2 separate regions of the Mus musculus genome follow, and region 1 is linked to region 2. The links are chromatin loops, found by intact Hi-C in ENCODE. Cell type or tissue: left cerebral cortex. All regions are shown on one strand. Each heading gives the region's core, and the rest is flanking DNA. Links, peaks and the distances in the headings are about the cores only. Region 1 holds the start of Gm39685 (a long non-coding RNA gene). Region 2 holds the start of Ralgps2 (Ral GEF with PH domain and SH3 binding motif 2).

The links. Peaks named below come from ENCODE experiments on the same cell type or tissue, not always from the same donor. Only the 100,000 strongest peaks of a DNase experiment are listed, where the experiment ranks them.
Region 1: a loop joins it to region 2, with 3 times the contacts of the local background. A loop is called at or near these places in 8 of 42 quality-filtered maps.

What each region holds. Positions count from the first base shown.
Region 1 is chr1:156,988,481-157,004,060 of GRCm38, reverse strand. It overlaps Gm39685 (a long non-coding RNA gene), which reads left to right and starts at 14,368. Exons shown (of 2, transcript XR_865664.2): 1 at 14,368-14,622. In left cerebral cortex, for the core only: no CTCF peak of the experiment used is centred there; DNase peaks (open chromatin) are centred at 8,628, 8,803, 10,840, 11,313 and 4 more places.
Region 2 is chr1:156,933,506-156,949,085 of GRCm38, reverse strand. It overlaps Ralgps2 (Ral GEF with PH domain and SH3 binding motif 2), which reads left to right and starts at 9,460. Exons shown (of 19, transcript NM_001159967.1): 1 at 9,460-9,597. 4930439D14Rik (a long non-coding RNA gene) reads right to left here and starts at 10,292. Exons shown (of 2, transcript XR_003948625.1): 1 at 10,028-10,292; 2 at 8,891-9,959. In left cerebral cortex, for the core only: a CTCF peak has its summit at 8,789; DNase peaks (open chromatin) are centred at 9,189, 9,466, 10,104, 10,524 and 3 more places; H3K4me3 peaks cover 2,392 bases; H3K27ac peaks cover 1,401 bases.

The DNA.
Region 1 (15,580 bases), core at 5,012-13,011, 54 kb before region 2:
AGTATACTTATATATAATAAACAAATAAATCTTTTTTTTTTAAAGCAATCTGGGTGACTCCTGAGGAATAAGACCTGAGTTACCCTCTGACCTCTACAGGAACATACACAGCCCAGCATGTGTAACTCGTAGCCTCATGTATATTCATAGCTGCCCGTTTGCACATATGTGCAGCTACATTCACATACACATATTTACAAAAAGATGCCTAATGTCATGCAATTGTCGCATGCCATACAACACTGTTCTTCTTCTGATTTTCTTTCTCCAACCATTTAAGAACAATGCTTCTTTAGACCCAATAGAGCGGCACAAAAACAGGTGTCAGGCCAGATTTGATGTCCGGGCCAAATTCTGCTGCTTGACCCATTTTATATGTCCGCATTCGCCACATCTAAATAGAAGAGACATGGAGCTTAACAGCTGTGTGCTGTTCTCCACGCTCTCTCCATGCAGGTCTCTAACGTGAAACACGTCCATTGAAAAACAGGTGCCATCTTTATTTTCTTCACCCTTCACTCTCTCTGATGGGATTCTGTATCCCTAAAAAGGTCACAGCAATTCTTCACGTCTGAGGCCCGAGAAGAAGCTTCTATGAGCTAACTTAAAGGTCTGGTGGCATCTTGGCCTGGGCGCCAAGGAGTGTGGCTGGTGAAAACTCAAGCTGCCATGCTTCTGACTCGGGTTTCCTAGCTCTTTCCACATGAATTTTTAGATTGTTTATCATAATGGGTTAGTGCATGAGCAATCATCTTTAAAACCATAATCCCCAACCAGATGAGATGTCATACCTCGATGGACTAAATTTAGGAGCGTGAGAAAGGCACTCTAAGACCAGCTGCCCTACATTTCCTGGGCCTTGCTCCACCCTCGCCCTATGGTCAACACAGAAGTTGGGTGTGAAGTGCCCCTTCGGATAAAGCCCAACAGCTGCCGGTGTGTCCATTTGTTTTGGCTTAACCCATGAAGCAGAGCTGGTATACAGTTCTCTAATATAGGAATGTGCTCTCTTTGTCTCTCTCTCTGTGTCTTTCTCTGTCTCTGTCTCTGTCTCTCTGTGTGTGTGTGTGTGTGTGTGTGTGTGTGTGTGTGTGTGTGTGTGTTGTGTTGTGTTTTAAGCATCTCAGCAGGCCATGGAATTAAGCTGGTATTTACTACCAAGGACACAGTTAGAACTGATAGAACATATGCCAGTGAGGTCCTTTGTTCAGTGTGAAATCCTTGGGACCACAATCGGCCACTCCATAGAATGACAGTTATATTGGTTTCAGTAAGGATGCTCAATAACAGTTTTCAAGGTAAAACTTGTTCAATATTCCCAGCCCCCCGGCCCCGGCCCCGGCCCCCAGGGAGGTGCTAACTGCCTCACGGGGAGGAAGGACCATTCTGATTTATTTTTAAGTATGTATATATATATATACATACTTAAATATATATATGTATATATGTGTATATATATATATATATATATATATATATATATCAAACATGCTTTCTCACTAGCATTAGTTTTCACCCACTTTTCACATGCTTTAAAATAACCTGGTGTTGAAAAGTCTCCAGACAGCTGCCACCTTCCCTAGGAGGTGAGGAAGCTGCTCCCTAGGGGCGAAACAACAGGTGGTGCAAAGCAAATGCTGAAAACTGGCTGGGACAGAGCTTTAGGAGTGCCTGTTTCCTTGGGTCCTTTCTCTAGCCCCTCCATTGGGGACCCTGTTCTCAGTCCGATGGTTAGCTGAGAGCAGCCCCATAGGAAGAACAACAATATGAACCAACCAGTACCCCTAGAGCTCCCAGGGACTAAACCTCCATCCAAAGAGTACACATGGAGGGATCCATGGCTCCAGCAGCATATGTAGCAGAGGATGGCCATGTAAGTCATCAATGGGAGGAGAGGCTCTTGGTCCTGTGAGGGCTCGATGCCCTAGTGTAGGGGAATGCCAGGACCAGGAAGTGGGAGTGGGTGGTTGGTGAGCAGGGGGAGTGGGGAGAGGATAGGGGGTTTTCGGAGAGGAAACCAGGAAAGGGAAGAACATTTGAAATGTTAAAAAAAAAAAAAAGGAAAGAAAAGAAAGAAAAGAAAGAAAGAAAGGAAAGAAAGAAAGAAAGAAAGAAAGAAAGAAAAGAAAAGGAAAAGGAAAAGGAAAAGGAAATGGGAAAGAGAAAGGGAAAGGGAAAGGGAAAGAAAAAGAAAAGAAAAAGAAAAAGAAAAAGAAAAAGAAAAAGAAAAAGAAAAGAAAAGAAAAGAAAATATCTAATAAAAAAATAAAGTTCCATGCATGCTAATCAAAAAAAAAAAAAAAAGAAAGAAAGAAAGAAAGAGTACCTGTTAACTATAGAAAGAAGGGACCTTCCTACTTGGAAACCCATCTACACACTTCAGCAGATTCATGATCCTCTGTGTGAAGGAAGACAGAAGTCTTAATACAAGTCATATATGTTACATATAAGTGGGCTTAAGGAAGATGCTTTTCAAACATCAATTGCAATTACTATGCAGAAAGCTAACTGGTATTTAGCTCTGTAACCTGAGCCTTCATCCCAGTTGAGGGCTAAGGATGGCTGCTGCATATATCCAAAGATATAGCAGCTGCCTTTTACGCCCCAAATGCTGTCTCTTGCCACGGATGGGCCAGGTGGAGCCTCCCTACCCAGCTTGTGACATATAGTGGGTGTTTGTGGTGCCTGGGTGAAAATTGCTTATCGGAGTGCTGCTACTTGATAATCATTATTATAGGACTGAGAAAGTGGACCGCCTTGTGTAAATACTCTGTTTTGATGTCAGACACTCCCAGCCCCTGATTGGCGGTTAGTGTCATTCTGGTTGGCTGTTACAATCTGTGGTGGCTATGATGGAGCCTTGCCAAACCTAACTCCAAAGAGTGGTTCGCAGCTCTCTGTGTGCATTAGTCACAGAATCATTAATCAGCCAGGAACTCAGGCTGCTGGCATGGCAGATCCTGTCTCTTACCTGCAATCTCTCCCTTCAGCTGTAATGACAGCTCCAAGGTAGAGGTGAAAAAAAAATCTTTCCCCCCAAATTTGAATTTCTCCTGTTTGAAAATGGAAAGCCCACAAAATATTTTCATTAGATAAAGCCTTTAGTTAGCATCAGAAAGAAGGAAAGGGAAGGAGTGATCAGGGGAACTTGCTAGGTCTGTTTGATTACTTTAGTAATGATTAAGTCCCCACTGAAGGCAGAGATGCAAGAAGCTGCATTGCCTAGGAGACTGTAAGCCAGGAGAATATTCAGACAGGTTGGCCACATAAAGGGCCACATGTGTGGATCTGGGGAGATGGCTTGGCTGGTAAAGTACTTGATGAGCGAGTTTGGATCCTCAGCACCACATATAAAGCTGAATGCAACACAAGACTGTAATCTCAGTGTCAGGGAGGCAGAGATGGGTGGCTCCCTAAAGCTTGCTGGCCAGATGGAGAGATTGAAGAAGTCAGTCAGCTCTGACCTCTGTCCTCCATACATACATGTACACAGTGTATCTACACTACACACACACACACACACACACACACACACACAGAGGCACACATATAAGATACACACACTAAACATAGAAGATCCACAATGGTAAACAAAGGCAAGATGGACTCTTCTGTCTGCTAATCAAGTCAGAGGACAGGGGAAAACTAACCATTAGAAGCCCCTAAAAAACAGACGGGTGGACAGCGCGGCAGACTCACAGACCTCCCTTCTGTCAGGGAGCAAGTGTGTGGAGATGAGAAACAAGCCAAAGGCAGAAGTCTCCCAAATTCTGTGATCACGCGCACCAGTCCTGCCCAGTCTGACCAGGGGCCTCTCCAAACACACTCCTCCCTGCATCCTTCCGGCTCCTTTCCTTTCTAAAGCAGCTCCGTGTGTCACTTCTCTGTCATGCCCATCCCCCCTTCCACCCCACTCCATTTCCATTTCTTGGGTCTCTGCAGGGACGTGTGGCACCGAACAACACATCATTCCGCAAACACTGGACTTGATTTAAACCTGCTCAGTTTGAGTCACTGTTACTCTGAGGCAGAGACCCACAGTAGAGACTTGCTTCTGGCTTTTTCCCTTTGAAATTTAAAATATATAGAAAATCTGTACGAATAATACTTGAAACTCTAAATACTTTCCACTTCTACCCTCAAGTACCCCATATGCCGGTAATTACCCAGAACACTAATTTATCACATCTGCTTCATTCTCTGGACATACCCAAGCCATTTGGAGAAAAAAAAAAAGTTGTGGACAGGATGCCCCCTTCCCTGTTTAATCCTAGAATGTGTGTTTCTTATAAACAAAGACGCTATCTCACATAAGAAACCCATCAATGATCAGTATCCATGAACAACACTGGCTACCAATAATCGTCCTAATTTACCATATAACCCAACAGTATTTACCATACAATACCAATTATACCTCATGCCGTTTCAAACTCTTTAAATAGCACTTCTTTTTCATCTTCAGTTTGGAACAATGTCTCCATTTTTCTTTCTTCTCTAACCTTGACATTTTCGGATGCACACGTGTCCTTTTCTGGTTTCTCATATGATTTCCCTTGTGATTTACGCATTCAGAGCAAGAATCTCTGAGGTAAGGCTTTGCTCTCCTCATTGCATCGTGCCAGGAGGGAAAAGCTACCAATTTGTCCGCTTGCTAAAGTCAGTATTTGACGAGAGATTTTCACAGAGCGACACCTAAGTATTTGGTCATAAGATACCTTAAAGCTTCCATTGAAAGACAAAGGTTGCTTCTTTTCTCTATTTGCACATTTTGTTTTGTTCTTGTGTAAAACGGCTCATGTGTGTGCCTGCATGTGGAGGCCAAAAGACAACCTTGGGCGTAGTTCCTCGGACATCATGTACCTGAGTTTTCCTGGGCATTTTGTTTGGTGGTTTTGTTTTTGAGCTATAGATCTAACATGAGCCTGGAACTAGCCAAGCCACAGGTTGCCCCATGGATCCATGTGCCTCTGACTCCCAAGCCACGGGAACCCAGGTTCATGCCTTCACTCCTAACTTGTCCTCAGAATCCTGGGGATTGAACTCATGTCTCTGTGTCTGCAAAGCAGGCGCTTTGCTCATGGAACTAGCTCCCCAACCTTGTTTATTCCCTCTTAATTAGTACAGACCCATGGATTCCTGTTGTACTCTAAGCGTTAAAATCAGGAACTATTGCTGGGCATGGTGACCCCACCTGTAGTCCTAGCTACTCAGAAAGCTGAGGTCTGGGGTTCTCCTGAACCCAGGAGTCCCAGATCAGCCTCGACCTGTAAGAAGCCCTTCAGGGCAGCCAACTTCTGGGTGCTTTTGCTATATCCCCAACACGCTTTAAACATCTCCTTACTTCATAGTATAAATGCCCCTGTCCCATAGTTTATTTTCAACACTCCAGCCCTAGTGTAGTCAACCATTTAAGTGGAGAATGATATTTAGAAGCTGAACTCTTATCTAGGCATGCTCACTACTGTCAGGATATCCTTGCTTCTAACCTTCTCAGCCTAGAGAACCAGGAAATACACACACACAAATGTATGTGTGTGTATACCCACCTACATATGTATCTATATCTATCTATGTATGTATGTATGTATGTATGTATGTATGTATGTATGTATCTATCTATCTATGAATTTGTGTGTGTGTGTAACCACATACACATGTATTTACCTTTACACTAATTCAATATCTATGTCTACTCAAAGCTCTGCGTTTGCACCAGCTCTTGGACCACACAGTCTAGCAACACAGTCTATTGTCTGAATTGTAATTTCCTCCAGACAGCAAGAAGCGTGATGCCCCCCCCCCCATCACCCTCCGGGCATTTACTTATTTGACTAACAATCTTTACACGACCTCAGGCCCCAGCTGCAATTGCCAAGAGCTTGCTGGCTTACCACAGGGCTCCAAATTGGCAAGTCCCTCCTTACAATGGGAAGGGAGCTGTGAATGAACAATGACTCACAGTGATCACCGTGCACCCTGGGAGTGAATTCTACCCGCTCCTGCTGCTGTCTGGACTGAGACCTGGTGGCGACATGGAGTTTGCTTTCCCTGTTGTTGCCTAGCAGAGTGGGTGTGGTCTTCTCTGCCATAGCAGTGAGTGACCTCTTTAAACATGATTTAAAAAAAAAAATTTTTTTTTTCTCCTTTTTACACTTTACCCATGAGACCGAAAAGAACTAGCTGGATTCATTTGAAGACGTGTGGTATACCAGGTTTCCCTCAGGAAGGGTGTGTTATAAATTTTATATAGTTGTTAAGGCCCCAGCTGGAGGTCAGAGGTCAGCTGATCCCTCCCCACAGCTGCCAGATGGTTGGCTCTTCTGGCACATTCTCAGGGCCACAAACTTATTTCCTAGATACCAGTCTTCAAGTCATGCCTGACTCCTCTGTCCTTCACTCCCCCCCTCCCTCCCTGCTGCAAACTTGGAAGCATCAAGGTCCCAGGGCGCCACAGCTGTTCCTCGGGTTCTCCTTGACTTGTTCACTGTGGCTGTGGGGACGGGGGTCTCACAAGGTCCTCACTGTTCTTCAGGGCAAGGGAAACCCTTCTCTGAATGCTGAATCCTCCCAACTCGTTTCAGGGTTGCTTACAGGATTCTTAAAAACCAGACAATTAAGCACTCCATGTTTACCAAGGGCAGTTGGAAATCCAGTTTCTAAAATCACTGTCAACTCTCCCACACTTTCTATTGTCAGGGAAACTAATGAAGCCCCCAGACTTTCATCTCAGAATTGACTTTTGGAGATCCACAGATTGCTGCCTGGCAACACAACACATTGCTGTGCATCGCTTTTTTATTTACAGCCAAGGCTGGAGTAAAGGAGCAGATGGTGAGAAATCGGATTTAAAGGAGGGACAGATGCGCCCACACGGGAGCTGGGTAAATCTCTTGGCTACCGGCGTGCACACAGACGTGAAGCCTAACTACCTCCACAGTTGCATCCCGCTTTACCGTTGCTCTTAGCTTGTTTGGATCTTGTCTGCGAAGATGGTTTAATATATCCCATTACAAGCAGTTTCTCTCATCCCACCCCACTAGGGACTGTGTTTTATAGAAAGTAGCTTCTTGGTCATCTGTATGATCACAGATCTAAAATTTCACGGACACTTAAGCCGTTAGCCTGCTTGTCTGGAGGAGACAGCTTTACATCTCTGTGATCTTAGAAACATTTACAAGGAGCTCCACACATTCATAACTATGTACATAAGCCCCCTTTCTGCCCACCCCCTCTTTCTTTCTCTCTCTCTTTTTTCCTGTGAAGGCAAAAACAACTTTCAGTTGCTGACCCACAGGGTAGAAAATAGCTGTTGTGAATGCAAATGTCGACACTCCCCCAGGCTTACCCCGCCCTCCTAGAGGGAAGTAGAAGTTACACACTTCAGCTATAATTTACTACGCTTGCTCCCTTGGGAGGAGAAAGAGGAAGGATACATGCTTGCTACTCCAGCCACATACAGTCGCAGGAGGCCCAGTTGTTCAATGCTGGAGTAAGTCATGGACAGCTTTATTCCAAAATGGCCCCCCCATATATTTATATATATATATATATATATATATAAGCACAGCTGGGTATGCAGGCTCATTCCTAACATCTCAGCACTCAGAAGCCCAAACTGGGAGGATTACCAAGAGTTGGAAGCCAACCCTGCATCAAAAAAAAGAAAATTATGGCAACTCTGTGGCCTTCACTTTTCTACACCATTGCACCGTGTCAAGAAATGGCACCATTTTCAAAAGTTAGCAGCAGCAGGTCCTGTGGAAGTCACTTTCAAATTAATGTTGACTGAAAGATGGAATTGTTTAAGCAGAACGGTCACATGTTACAAAAGGTCCCTCCCTTACAAAGTAGTCATGAATTTAAAAACTCAGAGCCAGGCGTGGTGGCGTATGACTTTAATCCCAGCACTCGGGAGGCAGAGGCAGGCAGATTTCTGAGTTCGAGCCCAGCCTGGTCTACAAAGTGAGTTCCAGGACAGCCAAGGCTACACAGAGAAACCCTGTCTCAAAACCACCACCAACAACAACAAAAACAAAACAAAAAAAAAAAAAAAAAACCAAAAACCTCAGAGCATTGCACAGGGTTTGCCATGGAGCACATCTGGGTGCGTTGTCAATGAAGTTGTAACTGGTTCAGCTTTACTCCTTGCTTCTCAGTCTATGTCAGGCCAGTTGTTCTTCTTGGACTGGGGTAGGAGTGGGGTTTCTTTTAGCTGGTACCTAGCTTCTCTCTAATGAAACTGCAAGTTGGCCTCCCAGTTCCTCTTGCTACTCCTGAGGCTGTACCCTAGACCTTCTGGGCAACTCTCACATCTGTAAAATTCTGTGTTCAATGTTTGGACAGGCAAGATTAGGATAAGGGGCCCATAGCTTGCTGATACCCTCTTATCTCCCAGGGCATTTAGATTCTGGCTTATATCCTTACCGTAACTGCAGCAATGGGCACAGAGATTTCTTGCTCCTGGCAGACAAAGGCTAAGCCAGCCATGGGATGCCTAACAACAATTTTCCACTCTGTTAACTGAGTCATAGTCTTTTACCTCGCCTAACTTCTGAGCCAGCCATGAATGCTAAACTCCTACCTCCATCCTACTGCAGTGAATCAGAGAGGATGTTCTACCAAGAAATCCCAGAATAACCCACGAGGCATACCTTTTTCACAAGCTACATCCTTGGACACAGGGTTGACTCAAGGTCATTGATGAAAGTCCCAATCGGGGACAAGCACCAAGGCTGTGACTCATCCTACCAGAGTTCTTTAATTCACTTTTGTTGTTTGGGAATCACACTGGTTTCAAGAACGTCATTGTTCTTGCATCTTATATTCCAGGAAACATTGACTGATTCAGATGCCGGCTCTGACCAACATCAGTCACCAGCCTACAGCACCAACCATGTGTTTGCCTTGTTCACGTTCTTGTCTTTGCCTGACACAAATTCCTGTTTCAGTGGATATAAACTTTGAGAAAAGAATCCCACTTGGGTCATTTTAGTGCAGTTCCTTGGGGTCTCCCTAGCCTCTACCATTTAGATTCATAAGATCCAGGGTGGGGCATGGAAATGCATGGCTTCAGAGGCGAACCTAATTAGAAGAACAAGGGCCCTAAATAATAGCTTTTGTCTCCTTGTCTTTCACCTGAAATAAGCCTCTTTCCCATCTGTTTTACCACCAATATGCTAGTGACTTCCACCTGTATATTTTTATTGCCCTAACTATTGCCCTCTAGAACGGTAGGCCAACAGTACCCTCTCCTTCACAAAGCCAGTCCTGTAGATTTGCTAAGTGGGTCAAACACTGAAGATATAACAATTAATAAAACTGATGGGTCTCAACTAGCACTTCAGGTGTAAAACATAGCACATCTAGGCCTATAATCCCCTAAACATGAGTTCTCAACATGGGCCAGCAGCCCCCAGTGATAGATAGTGATAGGTGGTGGGCTGCACACAACCTGGTCTCCAATTGAGCAAAGGTCTGGAACTCCGGTGACCCCATGGGTGGTGATTTTCACCTACATGTCTCCTGGGCCCCTAGCTCCTGTTGAAGTTACCGTCCCCACAGCCCTCCACCCCCACAAGAGAGGTGTGTCATGTAGGAGCAGCACCAAGCCTTCCCGCATGCAAATAAGGTTTCCCCCAAACTCTCAGTCCAAGCCAATGAGAGGTACCTGCTGTCAAACCCTGAATCACCCCCAAAACTGTATATAAATCCATCCAGGGAATTAAAGGTGCGTGAGAACTACTCCTTCATCTGAGTCTTTTGTCCTAAGAGCTGTTTGTAACACTTGGAAAGAGATCTGCTCTCCCGTAGCACCGCCTGAGGTCCCGCCACACTCTTCACTGCCTACTCGGCCTCTCAGCCCAGCCCCACCCGACTCAGTGCAGAGCGGGCGGAGTTGGAGTTACCGAGTGACCTGGAAGGCATGGCAGAGACAAAGGCTCCCTGCCCACACTCGCTTCCCTTCACCGGAACCCTCACACCAGGCCTGGCCAGAGATCTCCGTAGAAAGCCTCTGGTACTCAGGCCCCCAACAGCCCATCTTACCTGTGGTTAGCACTCATTCTTAGGAAGCACTTGTCTAAATGGTGTCAAAATATAGTCTTCTGCTCTGTCTGTTGACAGGCCTGGGGTTCCTCCTCTAGAATGGTTAAGTTAAATGTACTTCCAACTGAACACACTTCGAATAGCAGCCAGTCCACACAGTCTGCATCCTTCTGCCTGTTTCCTCCTTGTCTCTCTCTTTCTCTTCTCCTTCCACTGCAAGCACAGGTCAGAGCTGCTCCCTTCTGTTCCCAGCGTGCATGCATGTGCATATGTGTGTGTACATGCACATGTGTGAATGGATATGAGTGTGTATGAATATGTGTGCATGTAAGTGTGTGCATGTATGTGTGTGGGAATGTGTGTATAAATGTGTGTGCATATGTGCATGAACACATGTGAGTGTGTGTGCTTGTACACGTGTTCATGTGTGTGTGCCTGCACATGTATATGTGCATGTGTGTGGTGTCCATCACTAGTTTCATTTATAGCCCCTTACCCCTACTTTTTATCTTCTCTTGGCCTTATGTTAATGTTTTGACTCTTTGAGACTTTTTATTTGTATGCTTTTTTACTTTTTTTTTGCCCTCGTGCCATGTCTGCCCCTCCTCAATCTGTGTCTATGTATGTTTGTATATTGCTATGTGTGCCATGACATACCCATGGAAATCAGAATATTTTTCCCCTGCTTCTATGATGTGGGTTCTGATGACTCAGCAGCGAGCTTCCTTTCCCACTGAGTGAGTCGTGGTCCCAGCCCTCTGTGCCTGGTTTTTGAACTAGGCTATTACCACTTTGGACAAACTGGAATCAGATAGGTGATGGTGAAGAGATAGTATGAAGGATGCATTAAGTCTGCTTTCTCTTTTGGGGTCTGTTTTGTCTTTGGCAGGGTCTATTATCTCTTTAAATCTAGATGAATAAGTACTAGGCAGAAACTGGGTGGTTCAGGGGAATCCACTCATGTAAATCTTTTGTGATTACTAAAACAGATGATAGCGGGGCATCAAGCCTTTGTACAGAGAGAGAACAAGAGGGGGATTGGACATGGGGGACCAACAGATGTTTCTATGTCCCTGACTTCCAGAATCAGCACTATCCAATTTTAGTGTATTCTAACAGCTACCAAGTAGATCAATGAAGTGGATAGTTTTCAAAGCAGAGTAACCCTGCTCCCTTCTCATAGCTAGCTTGTTAATATTGTTCAGATATATAAGTCTGACACATTGTGCAGCATAATTAGCAAGTGCTTTGCTGGTGAAGCCGTGGCCTGGTTTCCTCGAGACATCTGTTTTCCAAAAGAGTTCTCTCTCTCTCTCTCTCTCTCACACACACACACACACACACACACACACACACACACAGATTAACAGTCACTATTCAATGGCTGCCAAGTAGCATACTTGACCTTCACTTAAATTAGAATCTTGAAGGAATGGCAAATGATTCTGTAGTAAAAGTTGTGTCAGGCACTGCATGAGACATGCATACCCTAAGAAAATACTGTTTACCTGTTCAGCCTGTCTGACACCCGTCTTCCTTCCTTTCTCTCTCCCCTATGTCCCTTCTTTCTTTCCATTTTTTTTTGTTTGTTTGTGTGTGTGTGTAAATGTGTTTGGGGGCGGAGCAGGGCAGGGGAGAGGTTATATAAAGCTCCATGGTATTCACAAAGAGGTCAAAGGGCAGCCTCAAGTATAAACCTTCACTTTCCGGCCTGTTTGAGAGAGGGTCTCTTTGGCTGTTTATTGTCTAGTCCAGCCTAGTTGGCCCAAAAGCTTCCGGTCTCCTCCCATAGCTCAAGTGTCTACTGTACCCAGGTTATGGGGCCTCTGAGGATTCAACGCAGATCTTCATGCTTCTGAGGCAAGCACATTACCCACCAAGCCACCCCACAGCCCCATCACGTCAGCTCCTCTTCCCTTTTCTCTCTTCCTTTCTTCCTTCTTCTCTGTTCACTCCCTCCTTTCCCCATCTCTCACCTCCCTGCCCCCGCCCCTCTTTCCCCTCACCCACTCTTCTAAACCAACACCCACCTGACTGCTCCTGGTCTTCTACTGACCCCCTTTCCCGCCTCTCCATACACCTTCCTTCCATCCCTTCCCCCTTTGCTTCTTTCCCTCCCTCCCTCCTTCATCCCCTCCCTCCTTTCTTCCCTCCCTTTACCCCTCCCTCCCTCCCTCTTTTTTTTTCTTCTAAAAAAATATATATACTCAGCCCATTCCTTAAGAATGGTCTCTTAGGGTGGAGGGATTGCTTAGTGATTAAAAGCACTTCCAGAGGACCTGATTTTAGTTCCCAGCAACCACATGGTGGCTCACAACCACCTGTAATGGGATCCAATGCCCTCTTCTGGTGTGTCTGAAGACAGCTGCAGTGTACTCATATACATAAAATAAATAAATAAACAACTCTTTTTGAAAAAGCTAAAAAAAAAAAAAAAGGTCTCCCTAGTGTGAAGTGTGAATGAATGTTCAGTCTCCCCAGGCCTACTGAATAGTCTCACCTCTATTTCAAATTGGTTTTTTATTTCATCCTCATGGGACAACATACAATAGATGTGTTGCTTTTGCTGGTTTCTGCTATGGGGTTTTAAGATGGATGCAGGATACATTGCTCAGGAAAGCTGCTTTAGCAACCTCTGAACCGATGACTAATCGTCCAACAGTTGAAACAGGTGTAACCAGTCCAGCTGTACAAATGACACGAGCGTCACACGGGTGGAGATCTGTGATAGTTAAGACACAGTTCTTGTCAACAGGAAGCAGTGTGCTCCAAGTTATCTGCAGGGATCTGAAGGCATGTGTGTTTAACTTGTTCCAAAGAAAGATTGATTTACTCTTTTACCTTAGTACTGTTATGACCCCACTTTAGCCCATAAGTTCCTGACCCCATCCAAAGCCAAGAGAATAATCCGTAGGATGTCTTCTCTAAAGGCTCTGGGTCATCCCATATATCACGAGGCTTTATCGCTTACTGTCTGAGGAGTACCTAGCTGAGACATGTCTGGCTGGGATCGTCTCTCCTCTGCTACTGAGGCAAGCAAGTTTTATTTGCTTGCCATATGGCTGATCCTCCACCTGCACCCCGACCCTGTCTCGTGTGTGTGTGTGTGTGTGTGTGTGTGTGTGTGTGTGTGTGTGTGTCTATGTATACACTCGCATGTGCTCACAAGTGCTCTGTCTCCAACCCCTCTTTCATCATTACTTGTGGCTTTCAGAGGGAAATCATAAACAGAGGACAAGAAGTCACATGCTTGTTAAGAACAAGCTGTGTCAGTGTCCCTGGTGTGAGGCTTTAACTTGCTGAGTCGTTATTGTTAACATGTTAGACAGACGCAGGCTGCTTCAGTGTGCAGGCATATGCCTTATGTCTCTGGAAATGATAACTATGTGATCAATAAGCTGTTATCTGTGTTTAAAATGTTTTACTAAGAATCATCTATGATATGAATGCATGTACTCAACCTAGATGCTTAGAAATGTCAAAGAACTTAGTGGAGCAAGAATGAGATACCTCCAAGCTACAAAGAACAAACCTGAAACCCGGTGAGCCTTTGGCTCTTAAAACTTCATACACACACACACACACACACACACACACACACACACACACACACACAAACCCGTCCCTCTCGCTGTTGTAAATACAGGCTGCTCTGTGCCCCGTCTCCAGGGACTCTGTTCCGTGGGCCGTACAGCATTGTTTGTGAGAACAGCTCAGGAGCCAGACTCACCAGCTGCTGCCACTCTCTCGGGCTTCAGACTCTTCGTCTGTGGATGTGAGGGGCACAGTGCCTATGGCTTGGTGTGTAGCATAGCTGGTGACCACATGGGAAGCACCAAGCAGAGGATGTTCGTGTGACAGCAGCTGATTTTAAAGTAGCACTGCAGGTGCCCTAGATGCTGGCAAGGCTTTATTTTATTCTTTTAATTAATTAAATTAGAATAATCCCACAGTCCTACCTTTCCTTTCCTTCCTCAAACCCTTCCCAGCCCCTCCAACCACCTCTTAAACCGATGGCCCCTTTTTTAGTGAATTATTTGGTTATTTGCAGAAATACGTAAATACAATATGCTGAGTTCATTTAGTGTTGCTTGCATGTATATGGTTTCAGGGATGACCATTTTGTTTTGGATAACTAATTAGGAGACGCATCCCTGAGGGGGGGAAAAAAACCGAATCCTCCCTTCACTCTGTGGTCCTTAGTTGCCTGGAGTTCTTTGCCTAGGGATGGGACTCCGTGAACTTCCCCCTTGTTAGCATGTCTATTGGTATCACCATTGTGTCATTTAGGCAGCTGGGTCGTAGAGATGTCATGGGTACAGCTTTGTTTCTAGGAGATGCAATCTTAGCAGCTTTCCTGGTCCTCTGCCTCTTAGGGTCTTTCCTCTTCTGAAATGTTCGCTGAGTCTTAGGGGCAGGAGCCGTGTTGTAGATGTGTCTATCGGGATGGACTTCCCACAGTCAGGTGATCTCTGCATCATGACCAGTTGTGGTTTTCTGTGATGGTCTCTGCTTGCTGCAAAGAAAACCTTCTTTGATGTGGGATGAGAGCTACAGTTATCTGTGGGAATAAGGGTAAGTTTTAAAATGCAGTTGGGAATTATGTAGGTCTAGTAGAACGGCGGTAGTAGATTCTCCTCTAAGATCAGCCCACACTGTAATGAACACTGTGGCCGTGGGCTGGCTTCTGACGCAGCTGAGCTGTGCATAATTTTCTCTGCTTTTGTTTACTGCTAGGTGAGCTAGTCTGAGAATCCAACCCTCAAAGATCAGAGGAAGCAGAGGGGTCAGGAATACCACGAGAACAGAGCCCACAGAATTAGCTGACCAGGGCTTGTGGGAGCATACAGAGATCAAGGAGCCTTTAGGGGGCTAACCTAGGTCCTCTACATGTATGTCATGGCTGAGTAGCTGTTCCTGTAGGATCTCTAACAGTGGGAATGGGGGTTGCCTCTGACTCTTTTGCCTATTTAAGGGACCCTGTTCCTTCTACTGGCTTGCCTCATCCAGCCTTGGTGTGATGGTATTTGCCTGTCTTATTGTAGCTTGTTATACTGTTTGGTTGATGTTCTTGGAAAGCCTGGTTTTTTTTTCTGAGAGGAGGCCAGGGTAGGGGATGGTGAGCTGGAGGGTGGATTTGGGGGAAAGGAGAGGTGGGGGAAAGAGATCGAGGAAATGGAGGGGAAACTGTGGTTGGGATATAATATATGAGAGAAGATAGATAGTTAGATAGATAGATAGATAGATAGATAGATAGATAGATAGATAGATAGGGACGTAGAGCCCAGCAGTGTCTTTCTGCTCTGAGAGTTTGGAACACTGTGAAGCACATGGCAATCAAGGACCCTACCGAGATCATGTACACCAAAGAAACACTGTCAGCAGGGCTGGTGAGATGGCTCAGCGGGTAAGAGCACTGACTGCTCTTCCGTAGGTCCTGAGTTCAAATCCCAGCAACCACATGAAGGCTCACACCCATCTGTACAACTACAGTATACTCATATATATAAAATAAAAATAACAATAAATCTTT
Region 2 (15,580 bases), core at 3,986-11,985:
TCAAGGTCAGCCTGGGTCTACGTAGCAAGTTCCAGGATAGCAATGCTACACGGGGACAGCCTGTGTAAGGGAGACTTTACAAAACAGGAAAGAAATGAGCACATTGACAACACAGTAAACCATTCTATAATAGACTGTCAAAGCCAGAGGACTCTAATGTGTGACCTCCACTCCTGTGTGGAAAAGGGAGAGATCCTGGAAGAAGCAGAAGGTGGGTCTTTAGTTGGATCCTAAGAAAAAAGTGGAGTGGGAGATGTGTTGTAATGGAAGTGTTATTTTGTAAGGAGAAACAAGAATTTGCATATTTCAATCAGCCAAAGAATGCAGGTGAATTAGTAGGGTAGCCTGAGGTTATAGCAGATCTGAGGTGCTACTTTAGCGAAGTATGTAGGATGTGGGTGTGAATTGGGTGGTGCAGGGGTCAGTATTCATGAAACAGTGAAGATGGTGTAGGAGGACCAGCTCACTGTTTAAAGGGGATTGCAGCAAGTCTGATGACCAGAGCTTGGGTCCCCAGAATCTCATGAGAGAACGAACAAATAACTCTGCCTTCATACAAGTGCCATGACACGTATATGCACATACACACAGATACAAGAAATAAATGTATAAATAAATGAATAAATAAATCAATCAATCTTGGGGATTTTTTGTTTTGTTTTTAAGAAAATGATGTAGGAAAAAATGTGTGCCAGTTGTCTAAAGCAAATAGATCATGAGGAAACACTACATTCTTCCCAGGGGCTGGGATTACAGGCCTATGGCCTCACCTGGCTCAAATAAGAATTTTCCTGTTGTTTAAAAAAAAAACCCTTTGAGCAGGGTGTGGTGCCACAGGCCTGTAATCCCAGAATTTGGGAAGTGGGAGCAGAACAAGTCAGGAATTTAAAGTCATTCTCTGCAGTATAGTGAGCTTGAAGTCAATTTTTTTGTTTGTTTGTAGAACATGATTTTAATATTTTTAAATGTTAATAGTCAACAAACAGGGCTGGTGAGATGGCTCAGTGGGTAAGAGCACCGACTGCTCTTCTGAAGGTCCTGAGTTCAAATCCCAGCAACCACATGGTGGCTCACAACCACCCATAATGAGATCTGATGCCTTTTTCTGGTGCATCTGAAGACAACTACAGTGTACTTATGTATAATAATAAATAAATCTTAAAAATATTCAACAAACAGAATAATTATTTTAAGATATATTTTGTTGTTATGTCTCCCTTTTCATTTCTGATTTTATAAATTTGGATACTGTCTCTGTGCACTCTGGTTAGTCTGGCTAAGGGGTTATCTATCTTGTTGATTTTCTCAAAGAACTATTTCCTGATTTTGCTGATTCTTTGTATAGTTCTTTTTGTTTCTGTTTGGTTGATTTCAGCCCTGAGCTTGATTATTTCCTGCCATCTACTTGGGTGTATTTGCTTCTTTTTGTTCTAGAGCTTTCAGGTGTGCTGTCAAGCTGCTACTGTAAGCTCTCTTCGGTTTCTTTTTGGAGTTACATAGAGTTATGAGTTTTCTTCTTACCACTGCTTTCATTGTGTCCCCAAAGTTTTGGTATGATGTGTCTTCATTTTCATTAAATTCTAAAAACCCTTTAATTTCTTTATTTCTTCCTTGACCAAGTTATCACTGAGTAGAGCATTTTCAGCTTCCATGTGTATGTGTGCTTTCCGTTGTTCTTGTTGGTATTTAAGACCAGCCTTAGTCGGTAGTGATCTGATAAAATGCCTGGGATTATTTCAGTCTTCTTGTATCTGTTGAGACCTGTTTAGTTACCAATTATATGGTCAGTTTTAGAGAAGGTACCGTGAGGTGCTGAGAAGAAGGTATATTCTTTTGCTCCAAGATGAAATGTTCTATAGATATCTGTTAGATACATTTGGTTCATAACTTCTGTTAGTTTCACTGTGTCCCTGTTTAGTTTCTGTTCCCATGATCTGTCCATTGCTGAGAGTGGAGTACTGAAGTCTCCCATGATTATTGTGTGAGGTGTGATGTGTGCTTTGAGCTTCAGTAAAGTTTCTTTTTATAAATGTGGGTATCCTTGCATTTGGAGCATAGATGTTTAGAATTGAGAGTTCATCTTGGTAGATTTTTTCCTTTGACCAGTATTTTTTCCTTCCTTATCTTTTTTTGAAAACTTTTGGTTGAAAGTTCATCTTATTCGATATTAGAATGGCTACTCCAGCTTGTTTTTTGGGACCATTTGCTTGGAAAATTCTTTTCCAACCTTTTACTCTGAAGTAGTGTCTGCCTTTGTCAGTGAGGTGTGTTTCCTGTATGCAGCAAAATATTGAGTCCAGTTTACATATCCAGTCTGTTAGTCTTTTTTGGGGAATTGAGTCCATTGATGTTAAAAGATATTAAGAAAAAGTGATAGTTACTTCCTGTTATTTTTGTTGCTAGAGGTGGAATTATGTTTGTGTGGGTTTGTTGAAAGATTACTTTCTTGCTTTATCTAGGGTGTAGTTTCCCTCATGTTGGTGTTTTCCATCTATTATCCTTTGTAGGGCTGGATTTGTGGGAAGGTATTGTGTAAATTTGGTTTTGTCATAAAATATCTTGTTTTCTCCAGCTATGGTAATATGAGTTACCATATTACCATATTACATGGTAATTACATATTATTACATATTACATGGTAATAGAGTTTTTGCTGGGTATAGTGGCCTGGGCAGGCATTCATGTTCTCTTAGGGTCTCTATTAGATCTGTCCAGGATCTTCTACCTTTAATCGTCTTTGGTGAGAAGACTGGTGTAATTTTTTTTTTTTTTTTTTTTTTTTTTTTTTTTTGGTTTTTCGAGACAGGGTTTCTCTGTATAGCCCTGGCTGTCCTGGAACTCACTTTGTAGACTAGGCTGGCCTCGAACTCAGAAATCTGCCTGCCTCTGCCTCCTGAGTGCTGGGACTAAAGGCGTGCGCCACCATGCCCGGCCGACTGGTGTAATTCTAATAGGTCTGCCTTTATATGTTGTGTTTTTAATATACTTTCTTTGTTTAGTGCATTTGGTGTTTTGATGATTATGTGACGGGAGGAATTTCTTTTCTGTTCCAGTCTATTTGGGGTTTTGTAGGCTTCTTGTAATGTTCATGGGCATCTCTTTCTTTAGGTTAGGGAAGTTTTCTTCTATAATTTTGTTGAAGATATTTACTGGCCCTTTAAGTTGGGAATCTTCACTGTCTTCTATACCTATTATGCTTAGGTTTCATCTTCTCATTCTGTCCTGGATTTCCTGGATGTTTTGCATTAAGAGATTTTTGCTTTTTGCATTTTCTTTGACTGTTGTGTCAATGTTTTCTATGGTATCTTCTGCACCTGAGATGCTCTCTTCTATCTCTTGTATTCTGTTGGTGATGCTTGCATTTATGACTCCTGATCTCTTTCCTAGGTTTTCTAACTCCAGAATTGTCTCCTCTTGTGATGTCTTTATTGTTTCTATTTCCATTTTTAGATCTTGGATGGTTTTGTTCATTTCCTTCACCTATTTAATTGTGTTTTCCTGTAATTCTTTAAGGGATTTTTGTGTTTCCTCTTTAATGGCTTCTAGCTGTTTACTGTGTTCTCCTGTATTTATTTAAGGGAGTTATTTATATCCTTCTTAAAGTCCTCTATCACCATCATGAGAAGTGACTTTAGATCCAAATCTTGCTTTTCCAGTGTGATGGTGTATCCAGGACTTGTTATGATGGGAGAGTTTGGTTCTGATGATGCCAAGTAAGCTTGGTTTCTGTTGCTTATGTTCTTATGCTTGCCTCTCACCATCTGATTATCACTAGTGCCTCCTGCCCTTGCTATATCTGATTGGAGCCTGTCCTTCCTGTGATCCTGGTTGTGTCAGAACTTCTCAGAGTTCAGCTGTCTCTGTGATCCTGTGATTCTGTGATCCTGAGATCCTGGGTGTGTCAGAGCTCCTGGGAGTCAAGCTGCCTCTAGGACCCTGAGATCCTGGTGTGACCAAGCTCCTGTGATCCTGGGATCCTGTGGTCCTGGGCATGTTAGAGCGCCTGGGAGTGGAGCTTCTTCTGGGTGTTGTGGGACTGGCTGTGGCGTTCACGCCAGAGGTCTGCTCAGGGCACCGACTCAGACTGGAAGGAACCTGTGCCACTGGTCGGATGGAGTTCCTGGGTGCCTGGGTCCTGCTGATTACTCCCAGTGTTGGGGCAGATGTTGTGTCCTCCTCACCTCTGATCTTGACGTCAGTTTAAACTACATGAAACTGTCTCCAAAAACCAAAAATAAAAGATCTTTTATTGGACTTAATTATGAATTTATAGAAATGCCCACTCTTTACCCAGTCACCTGCTGTTAAAATTTTATCATTACATATATTTGCATAAATAATAACTGTAGACACTGTATTTTTAAAAATCATATATACCCTTTACTTTTGAATACTTTAGCGTATATTTCTAAGAATGTAGTCATTACTAATGTCAGTAACTTTAACGTTATTGAAAGACTGGAATGGATTTATCATGTTTCCCTGTTGACCCAGCAATGCCCCTTTTCCTTCCTATAGAAGCCCCAGCCCAGTAACTCCCATGTCGTTTCGTTCAGTGTCACACCATGCCCACTCTTGTATTTTCACAGCGTTTGTCTTTCATGACATTAGCATGACCCAAAGACAGTTCACCCCATTTTATAAAACCGACCCAAATGTTGCTCACTGGGGACTGAGCATCATTGCCCCATTTAGGTGCCGTCTCCAGAGAATCAGATCTGAAGGCAAATGATGTCTGTCTGTCTGTCCCTCATCTGTGATCCAACTGTGATGAACTGACTTTGCCATTGTAGTTAATAAAGCAAACTCACTAAGGCCATGCATGCATACATCTGGCTCCTCCTGTATACTCCCTCCTAAAGTTCCATGGATGGTTTTCCCCAGTCTTTGCCATTTACTACATAATGGTCTTTTCCCACTCTATACTCTAACATAAGAATATTTCTTTTTTATTCCTATTTATTAGTACTATTTTTCTTTATTAGTGGTGGGGACAAACTCAGGGTCTCATGCATGTTGTCAGCACTCTACTACTGACCTATATTCCTAGCCAAGCTGTTTATTATTAGTATGGACTTATGAATTCCTTTAAAAACTTGAATCTATTTGATATTTTAAAAGGAAATGGATGTGATATTGGATAATGAACTTTTCTTTCCACCACATCTGAAAATTTATGCTTAAATTTCTCATAAGGAAACTTGAACAAGATCCACTTAATTGGAAAAAAGCTATCAGATAAATGCAATTATCCAAACTTAGAGGAAGACACAACAAAAGGACTTTCCGATAAATAAATGGCCCCCAAATCGGATTTTTGCTTTTTTTTTTTTTGGCATTTTTATTTTGTTTAAATACTATTTGTTTTTACAGTGTACTCTACATGCTATAAGGCACTTCAGAGGTATGTGTGGGTAGGTATGTGTGTGTATATCACTATAGCAAGGCAGTGCTATAGCAGTAGGGACAGTAGTACTAGGACAGCAGAAAACTCAGTTCTCAGTGCCAGATCCGTGATGCTGCAGAAACAGAGTAGCCAAGACTGTCTATTAATGGTTATGAGAAAAGACATTCTGAGCTCCTAAGGACATCCTATATCACAGTGGGCGCGTCGGCAAAGGTTCAGCTACACTGTGCTCTGCTTCCTTGTGATACTGCAGACTGAACACAGGGCCTTGAACATGCCAGACAAGCACTGTACTGCTGAGTTACAAGCTGGATGGTATTTTATTAGTTTAAAGGAAAAAGGTAGTGATGAAAACCCAGTTTATCTAGAATAATTATAACCCCTCAAAAACTTCAATAGGCATGTCAGATACATAATTGCTGAAACTGTCTTTATTCTTTTTAAGATTTATTTCATGTATATGAGTATATATACACACATATAGGTGAATATGCTCTCTTCAGACACACCAGAAGACGGCATCAGATCCCATTACAGATGGTTGTGAGTCACTATGTGGTGGCTGGGAACTGAACTCAGGACCTCTGGAAGAGCAGCCACTGAGTGCTGAGCCACTCTCCAGCCCCTGAAACTGTCTTATATTGAAAACCATTTAAGGGCTGGTGAGATGGCTCAGTGGGTTAGAGCACCCGACTGCTCTTCTGAAGGTCCAGAGTTCAAATCCCAGCAACCACATGGTGGCTCACAACCATCCGTAACGAGATCTGACTCCCTCTTCTGGAGTGTCTGAAGACAGCTACAATGTACTTACATATAATAAATAGATAAATCTTAAAAAAAAAAAAAAAAAAAAAAAAAAGAAAACCATTTAAAAATTCTAACACTTACACACAAACTTGCCGCCAAAGAGAATTCCAGGGAAATACTAATCATCTCCAATGAATCCCTGCTGATTCATGCCTGATACAGAATAGACACAGAATTCCTCCTTTAAGGATAGCTTAATTGGGAATTACTTAATATGGCGCTCAGATTTGAATAGTCTGTGGATCAACTTTGTTCGGAAACTATTGCATGTCTTTCTCCACTGGGAGTCTGGAGGACTCTCCTTAAACTGTTTTCTGTGGAACCCTTTGAGGTCCTTTCTTACATCTGTCCCCTCCCCCCCAGAGAGTTTTGAATATCCTGCTCTGCCTATATTTTAGATAAGAGCACTGGAACCATGACTGATGGGTTTCCTCAAGAAGCCTGTCTGATTGGTTTTGACAATAAGATACATCGTTTGTTGATCTTTTTGCTGCAGTTGTGTTTTGCCTTTGATGTGCTAATTCTCTATCTAAATGGGTCCCTTGGCTTACCCTTTGGAAGCAAAGCACAGTAATAAAACAGTTACACAATGGCGACTCCCCTGAAATGACATTTAAGTGTATTGAATTGTTATCGACTTCTATTTTATATAAGAGCGTTTCTGTTATATCTATTAGCATTTTTTGTTCTAAGATTCTGCATATTTCCTCTCTTTTGGCAAAAGCAAATGGCTCTCATAGAGCAACTTACAGAATTACAAAAAAATAATGCTCTGGTAAAGAATATGCGTTGCAAATAGTCATTGCTTCATTTACATATAAATGGATGGGGAACAGACTTTGAGAAATAACTCAAGGGTTATAAACAACAACAAAAACATAAGTAGATAAGCTATTTTCTATCCTTTTGGTTTTTGGAGCTAGGATCTTCTACTGTAGCCCAGGCTGGCCTGGAAAAGAAGACAGTCCTCCTATCTCAGCCACCTGAGCCCAGGGATTACAAATCGAGTACCACACCCAGCTTCTCTTTTTGTGTGTGCACATGTGGGCACCCAGGCCATAGCTTGTGGGGAGAGGGCAGCTCTCAATTTCCACCTGATTGAGGCAGGGTCTCTCTCATTTCTGCTGAGACCAGTTGCACAGTTGTACATCCCAGGCTAACTGGCCCAAGAGCTTCCAGCCAATCTGCTGTTCCCACCTCCCATTTCCTTGCAGGATTTCAGGATTACAGGCTTGCCACATCTAGCTTTATATTCATCATGTAGGGACTGAACTCTGATCCTCAGGCCTGCCAGGTTATCACCTTTGCCTCTTAAGTCATCATCTCAGCTTCTCCCAAGTTTTTTTTTTTTTTTTTTTAATGTATTTTCATACAGAAATTCTTAACCTTATCAAGTTTAGAAAATCCTGAGCTCTTAAGAGTAATAAAAGTGTGGTTTTGCAGGCTGTCAACATGAGCGACCCATTTTGAGTGATTTATTCCAAATTCAGACATTCTGTAGGCATAGGAATCTCCGGTATAAATCCATGAACTCTTGGGCCTTTTCTCTTCAAAGCCGGAGTGAAAATTTTATTGCTTTTACAGTAAACTGTGAAAATTACTGGCAGATGTGGGGACCTGGGATCTTTGTTTTTATGAAGCTCCAACTCAAGTGGCTGCAAGACATTTATACCAAATGAAATTCCCCGAGGCTCCTTATTTTTTCCTACTTTAAAAGCAGTTAATAACTTGGGACAATTACACACACACGCACACACACACACACACACACACACACGTATCTCTATCTATGTATCTATGTATCTATGTATGTATCTATCTATCTTTGAATGTATTGTTGTTGGCACATAGCCATCCACCTTTCCCTTAATCTCTTACTAACTTGGGGAAAGAAAGATCAATCATTTACTCAGTGACTCAAAGGGTTCCCCCTCCCAACTGTTACTTCAGTTTGTCTGTTGTTTCTTTGGGACTTGAAGCAAACAGCATCGAAGTGAAAACTGCATCTAAGTAATTCTCCTGGAGCCTTTTGGTCACTAGTGTTCCTTAGCCCCGCCCCCTTTTCATTAGTCTACGCTCAGTTGAAGATTTCTGACAGGCTTTTCTTCTTTTTGGTTTCTGTGCATCTATTGGAGAGACTTCCAACTTAAAACGGAATAAAAAACCAGCACTGGGCTTTATCGCTTTTCCTTGCTTCGTTTTTATCTTCCACCTACTTTTGCATGGGCATGTTTTAACCAAGGGGATGAAGGAGCGTTCTTCTACCTTCTCCACAGAAGGGAACAGTGGTCAAAAGGGACAGTGTTTAACTTTCTTCTGCATAAAAGAATCCACTGTTTTGATTAGTTATTATAGGGAAAAAGGAAATCAAAACGAATTTGGTCCCTTCACAATCTACACTCAGTGCTGCTATAGAACTGTCCCTCCACCCTCCACTGCACATTGCCTAGAAAAGGATCGCATCTATTCCCGAATGACCTAATGATTACACCAAGGTGGCTCACTGAAAACCTTCCACTAAGTCACACTGCATCAAATGGTGCTAAGTTTAAGTAGGCCACCTAGGTGCACCCCAAGAAACAACACCCTTCTATTCCCTTTCATTCACAGGAAAAATTTCACCTTTTAGAATCACGTTCCCGCAATGGCGTGAAAATACAGTCCACCTGAAACTCATCAATCCGGGACTAGGGGATCCCAAATATTGTTATTTGCTCCTTAAACCACCGGCAGCCACCCTGCTTAACACCTAGAGGCCGACCCAACACTTCCGGCATGATGATGTGCTAGAGTGCAGACTCCATCATTTAAGATCCCACGGCTGTGGGGTGACTCTTCACATTTGCAGTCCCCCTCCACTTGTCCGCCACGACTCCTAAGGACGCCGCCCTCACGGGCTGGGTATTTGATCTGGGGGCCAAGCGTTTCCAGACTTTTGTCCTCTGGCCCGAGCGGGGAGCAACGCCCGCGTCCCAGGCGCCAACGAGACCCGTGCGGGGAGCAGCCGCGGGGCCCCACCTGTCCGTCCTGAACCCTGCGGCTCGTCCTTGCGGCCGGTGCTGCGCCTGCGGCTGGGGCACGCGCCTCGGACACCGGTACGGGGCGGCAGTTGGCCTCGGGGGGCATAGCCCGGCGCCCGCAGACTGCGCCGAGACCCCGGCGACCCGGCGTTCCCGGCCGCGCGAGCGCGCTCGGTTGGTGCGCGCGCCGCTCCGCCCCGCCCGCCCGGCGCGCGCCCCCTGCGCGGCCGGGGTGGATCCAGCGCACTCCCCTCCCCCGAGCGCCGGCGGCAGGCGCTGAATGAGAGACGCCGACTGCTCGGTTGGGCGAGCGATTGCCTCGGAGCCGCGGGCGAAGCGGAGGCGACGGCCGCGGCTGCACAGGTCGGCGTGGCGTGCGGGCGTGTGGGGAGGCGCGGGCAATGGCGGCGGCGGCCGCGGTGCGCGGCGCGGGAGGGCGGGCTGCGGGTCGCTCGCGGTCCCGCGGTGGCGGAGGCCCCGGCGTCGCCTCAGCCTCTCAGGTGAGCCGGGGCCGGGCCCCGCCGCGCCAGCCACACCCCCTCTCGGCCGGGGCGCCTGCACCCCCGTCACCGAGCCGAGGCGGGTGACCTGTTGCGGGGCCGAACCGCCCGCGGAGCGCGGGGTGAGCGGCGCCGCGGCGGCGGAGGCCGCGTGCGGACACGGAGGGGGGTCCCGCACCGCCGCGCTAGCTGCCCGCAGCGCCTGGGATTCCTTTGCTGTGTGGGCTTAGGCGGGCTCGTAAACACCGGGCTCGGGGAGGCGATGGGGAGCTGACCTGGAAGGGAGCCCGGACCTGTGCGCTGCCGCCGCGGCTCCCCGCCCCCCTCGAAGCGCTTTTCCTGCCGCCGTGTGCGGTGTAGACGCAGGCGGGTTTCAGGGTGCGTGGGCGTGTTTGGGAAGAAGCTGCGAGCTGATAGGAGGTACCTTAGTGCGAATGTTAATTTGTTTGAGCTGGGAGGGGTGAGGGAGGAGGAAGAAAGGGGCCTGTTGGTGGCCGTGGAGGAGGGGCGTTTGCAACCCCAAATCCCTCTGCAGAAAGCGCTCTCCACCGAAAGCATCCAGCGTCTTTTGTTTAAGATCGGAGGATGAAAGCACGGGCGGCAGTTAATTGAGCCTTTCCTCGTAGGTGCTCTGCATCCCCTCCCCACCCCCACACCCCGTCTTAGTACGCTGAAGTAGCTATAGAGCTTTGTTTCGGTGTTGGTGTTTGTTTATGAGTTGACTTTGGCGTTGTTTATGTAATGTTTACCATCCGGTGTACTCGAGGTCGTGTGTCTTTGAAGATGACCATTCGAATTTTGTGGAACTTTTCATTCCTTGCATGAGAGAGTACCGCAGTGCCACAGTTCGTTAACTTGCAAACTGTAAAAGCCTGTCCCACCCAGATATGATTGTTCGGGCTGTAGCATCATAAATGTAGTAAGTGTAATACTGTTACTGCAGGAGTGGGATTTGTAACCAAACAGTATTATTTTAATAATAATAACCTCTACTGAATGTGTGTAGTCATGAAGCTTCAAAAATGTGGAAAATTGCTTGTCTTAGCCACATGTATATATTAAATGTGTCTATTAGAGTTCCCATGAATGGTTTAAGTATAGTTATTTGAGCTTAAATTCTGGCATAGTAATTTTAAAATAGTAAAACCCAGTCCATTCTATCTCACCATGCATTGATTTCAGGAATTTGACTTTTTCTGCAAATACTGTTCTCTATCTTTTATTCACCAGATTGCAGCAGAAGTTGAAAGATCTGCTTGTGTGTCAAGATCCTAGTATACTTTTTGATATTACAGTATCAGGGAGGATACACCCAAAAATTCTGAGAGAAAATAAAATTTAAAAGATAGCTATGAACCAGACATGTGTGAGTAATGAATGCAATTTGTGTGCATTTTAAAAACGAGCTTACAATTAAAATTGGGGCAGTGGTTGCCTTTGGTGAAAGATGGCTTTGTTGGTAATAATAATTTGATTGCAACTTGAAACTTTTTTTTTTTTTTTTTTTTTTTTGAGGCAGAGCCTCACTATGTAGCTCTAGCTGTCGGTGGAATTCACTACATAGACCAGGCTGGCTTCTAACTGGCTGAGATCTGCCTGACTCTGCCTATGAGGAGTTGGGATCAAAAGCTCCTTTTAAGCTCTTGTCCAGAGGGTCAATTCTTCTAAACACACAGAGTATCTCCGCGTCCCGCTGTGTCCTGATGGGTGTGGAGGGGATGCTGCAGCGCACAAACGCACACGTGCTGTGATGGAGATAAAGTCATCAGTGGGCAGCTCTGTTAGTGTAGAAGTGAAAACTCAGGATGCCTTTTGAGTTAGGATACTGCTTGCATTTTTCCTTCTGAGGATAGAAGGAACTGTTAGTGAATAAAAGCATCAAGACAGTTGTCTTAAACTGTGCTTGTGTTTATACACACTAGGTATCCGGCTTCCAAACATATCTAAATATTACTCTACCTGGAGTCAGAGGGTGTGTGGTTTATATGTGGCTAGACAATTAATCTGTTGGTTTATATACTTAAATGAAATGTGTGCTGATATTCTTGTCTTGGTATTTACTTGTTTGTAAGAGTCTTCAGGAGAAGTAAGCCGACATCCCCCCAGGGAAATGGCATTCTACCCGTCTGTTAAAGAAAAATCTTACTGGATTCCAAGGGGCTGATGAGAAGAGATTAGTTTATGCTCTGATTAATAATCATGGTGACATGCATTGGTGTAGATCTTTGTAGATTTCAGAGCTTTAAAAGTATTTACCCTACGCAGGCATTAGTCTCTCCACTTCAGAGTGGGAGGCCAGCTATCAGTAATCATACAGGGATCCCAGGCCTAGACTGTTGTTTCTAGAGTGTGATGTGCCCAGTCCCATCCTGTCCCCCCCCCCCCCCCACTCCCCCGGTCTCTGGAGTGGAGACTTTGGGAAAATGCACAGCTGGGGACTTAGTGTACTGCTAGCTTCCAGAAGTTTCTAAGGAGTTTTTAACCGCTAATCTATTATTTGAAATTGCCTTCCTTTTCTCTAAAGCTCTGCTTTCCTTTGATATGGAAAACGAACACATACAAGCTTTTGAGAATAAAATACATTAAAATGGATCCTGTGTTTTGAATATTAGCTTTTGTTTAATGTTTGCTTTTGAGATAGTTACTTTTGTCTGCACTTCACACTTTTTATAGTTATCTAGTATTCAATGAAAACATAATTCAGATAGCTTGAAATAGGTCCCGTGGAAAAAAGTGAGTTTATGGCATTACTCCTTAATTACTTCCTTAAGTGTGTTTTAAATTCCCATTAGTTCCTTGTTAATGAGAGAATGAAGATTGGATATGATAAAACTTCAGTATTTTTAAATTAATCTGTACTCTTTCATGCTTTATAGTTTTATTTTCTTTGGTTCTCAAGTTTTATTCACGACCTCATTCTAAATATTCCAGATGGGTTTTATTCATCAACCTCCTCTGCCCTCCTCCCTCTTCCTTCTCCCCTTTCCCTGCCCCCTCCTCCCTTCTTAGAAAAGTACCTCACACTTGAAACAATGTCCAGTTATTGGTCAGAGATTATGACCAGAGAGTAAAATAATTGACATTAAATGATATGACTACTTTGTTCTTCTTTTAAACGTTGCTACTTGAACTTATACAGTTAAAAGTTACCCTGTAAGACTTTTGGTAAAAGCTTTGGTCCCTTGCCTCATGTCTTCATGGTCTCCTTCCCAGGTCCTGCTTACAGAGCAGCAGTTCTTGGTACTCCGGCTGCTTCTTGCCGTACCTTGTGTCTGTCTTCTTTCTTCTGGCACAAGTGCATGGTTCTGCAGTTTTATTTTTCAACTTTAGATTTATATATATATATATATATATATATATATATATATATATGTGTGTGTGTGTGTGTGTGTGTGTATGTATGTATGTATGTGTATATATATATATATATATATATATATATATATATAAAATTTATTTATATAAGTACACTGTTATTCTCTTAGACACACCAGAAGAGGGCATCGGATTCCATTACACAGATGGTTGTGAGCCACCATGTGGTTGCTGGGAATTGAACTCAGGACCTCTGGAAGAGCAGTCAGTGCTCTTAACCGCTGAGCCATCTCCAGCTCCAACCTCAGATTTTTTACAGTGCCTTTGCTTTAGGATTCCTGTGGTACCTTGACCGTCCTCTGTTGTCTTCATGTGTTTTGATGCCATGCTTTTGATTACACGTTCGTTGTTTACATTATTATGGCTCTGTAAATACGTTTAACAGTTGTACATTGCAGTATACTATGATTAAATTTCTTGGCTTTAGATTGTTTTCTTTTGTAATTTTACTCACTTTCTTATTTGCCTTTACCCTTTTCTATAGTCTATCCAAATCTACAAACACATAGGGTGATAGGTATTCAAACTTTTAAAAAATTGGGAAGGACCTCCTAAGCCCTCTGTCTTTGCTCAGATCTGCAGTGCTGCTCTGTGCTGGATCTGCGCAGCCCATCTGTAGCTTCTCATCATCGCACGTCTGACAGGTGTCCTGTCTGACTGCATTGGAGCCTGTGCTCTGGGTTAATGTCCCATTCCCCACCCCACCCCACCCCACCCCCTTCCCGTTTTCAGTTTTTCTTGTTTGAGTGAGTTGCATCTTTTGTTGACTTTAAGATGTCTCACACTCTTGCGCGCGCTCGACTGGCCAGGAAGAACGACGCTGCAACAGGATCCTTCTGCACACATTTATTGGGAGAGCTTGATTGTAGAGGCGAAAAGACCTCGAGCCCAGAACTGGTGCTGCTTTTATAGGCCTAGGAGGGGCGTGTCTCACACCCGGATTGGTTATGCACTAAGCCTCATTTGCATGTTCCTCATCTGATTGGCTACTCTCAGTACCTTACAGAACCTCATTATCATACCTCATTTGCATGTCTCACATCTGATTGGTTATACTCTCAGTACCTGACAGAACCTCATTATCATGCCTGGGCCAGGCAGTGTCTTTGCAAAAAACTTTACTGCATATGTACACATTGGTTGTTTGTCCAATCTTATGCGTGGTGGCCAGCAGTAGTCAGTGCCACTCTGCAACGGCACATGTGGCTTCCCACATCACACTTAAAATCCTACCACCTAAAAGCTGAGGCAAGAGGGTTTCTGGGAGTTCCAGGCTGATCTGGGCCGAAGTGTGAGACTGTTTTATAACTATGTATGGCAGGATGAACCTTTCGAATTGTTTACGTTGCTGAAAATGCTTTGTTCTACCTTGATCACAGTCTGGGCTAAGTTCTGAATTAAGATGATAAGATTTCCTTGAAATTGAAAGTAGCACTGTGAAATAGGAGGGAGCACTGTGAATTAGAAGAGAGCACTATGAATTGGAAGGGAGCACTGTGAATTGGGAGGGAGCATTGTGAAATAGAAGGGAGCACTGTGAATTAGAAGGGAGCACTGTGAATTGGGAGGGAGCACTGTGAAATAGAAGGGAGCACTGTGAATTAGAAGAGAGCACTATGAATTGGAAGGGAGCACTGTGAATTAGAAGAGAGCACTGTGAATTGGAAGGGAGCACTGTGAATTAGAAGAGAGCACTATGAATTGGAAGGGAGCACAATGTAATAGAAGGGAGCACCATGAAATAGAAGGGGTTGCTGTATGATTTTCTACCTTCAAAAGTTTGTTGAAAAGTCCTAGTGTCATTCAGAGTTTTCTTCCTTTACATGTGACCTGGCCTTAAAGTTTTTTCTTTGTCATCAATATGTCTGAAGTATTTTATGTGTCCATGAGTCTTTGTTTTTTATGCACAGAATGTAGTGGGTCGTGGAGCCAGTGTACTTTAAGAGCTGGAGTGTAAGCTGTGCAGGTAGAATGAGCCATTACGGTCTTCGTCCACTGACCCCCTAGTTTGCTGTTCTGTAGCGTGAAAGCGGCTGCAGGTGGCTTGCAGGTGCAGACTTGTGGTTTGCAGGCTTGATCTAGCTTTGCATGTGTTTTACCAGCCTCTCTCACATGCTACTATAGAAATGGGAGAGAAGGCAGAACATGGACAGAGACAAGATGGTAATCGCTTCAAGCCTCCTCTGAGTGTTTCTGTTCACTTTATGGGAATCGGTCATCAGCAGAGAGTAAGGAGGAATGGAGACTGTGTAACAGATTTGAGAAGAAAACATGACATCATCAGAGTGATGGAGGAATATTGCGGGGACTGTAGAGTGCTTGCCAGACTCCCCTGTAAGACGGTATCTGTTGGCTCCTGCCAACCTCAGGCTAGCTGGCCTGCTTTTAGGGATTCTCCTGTCTCTGCCTCCTGTCCTGCCTTGCAGCCCTGTGGTTGCAGATGTGCACTGCTGTGTCTAGCTTCACATGGG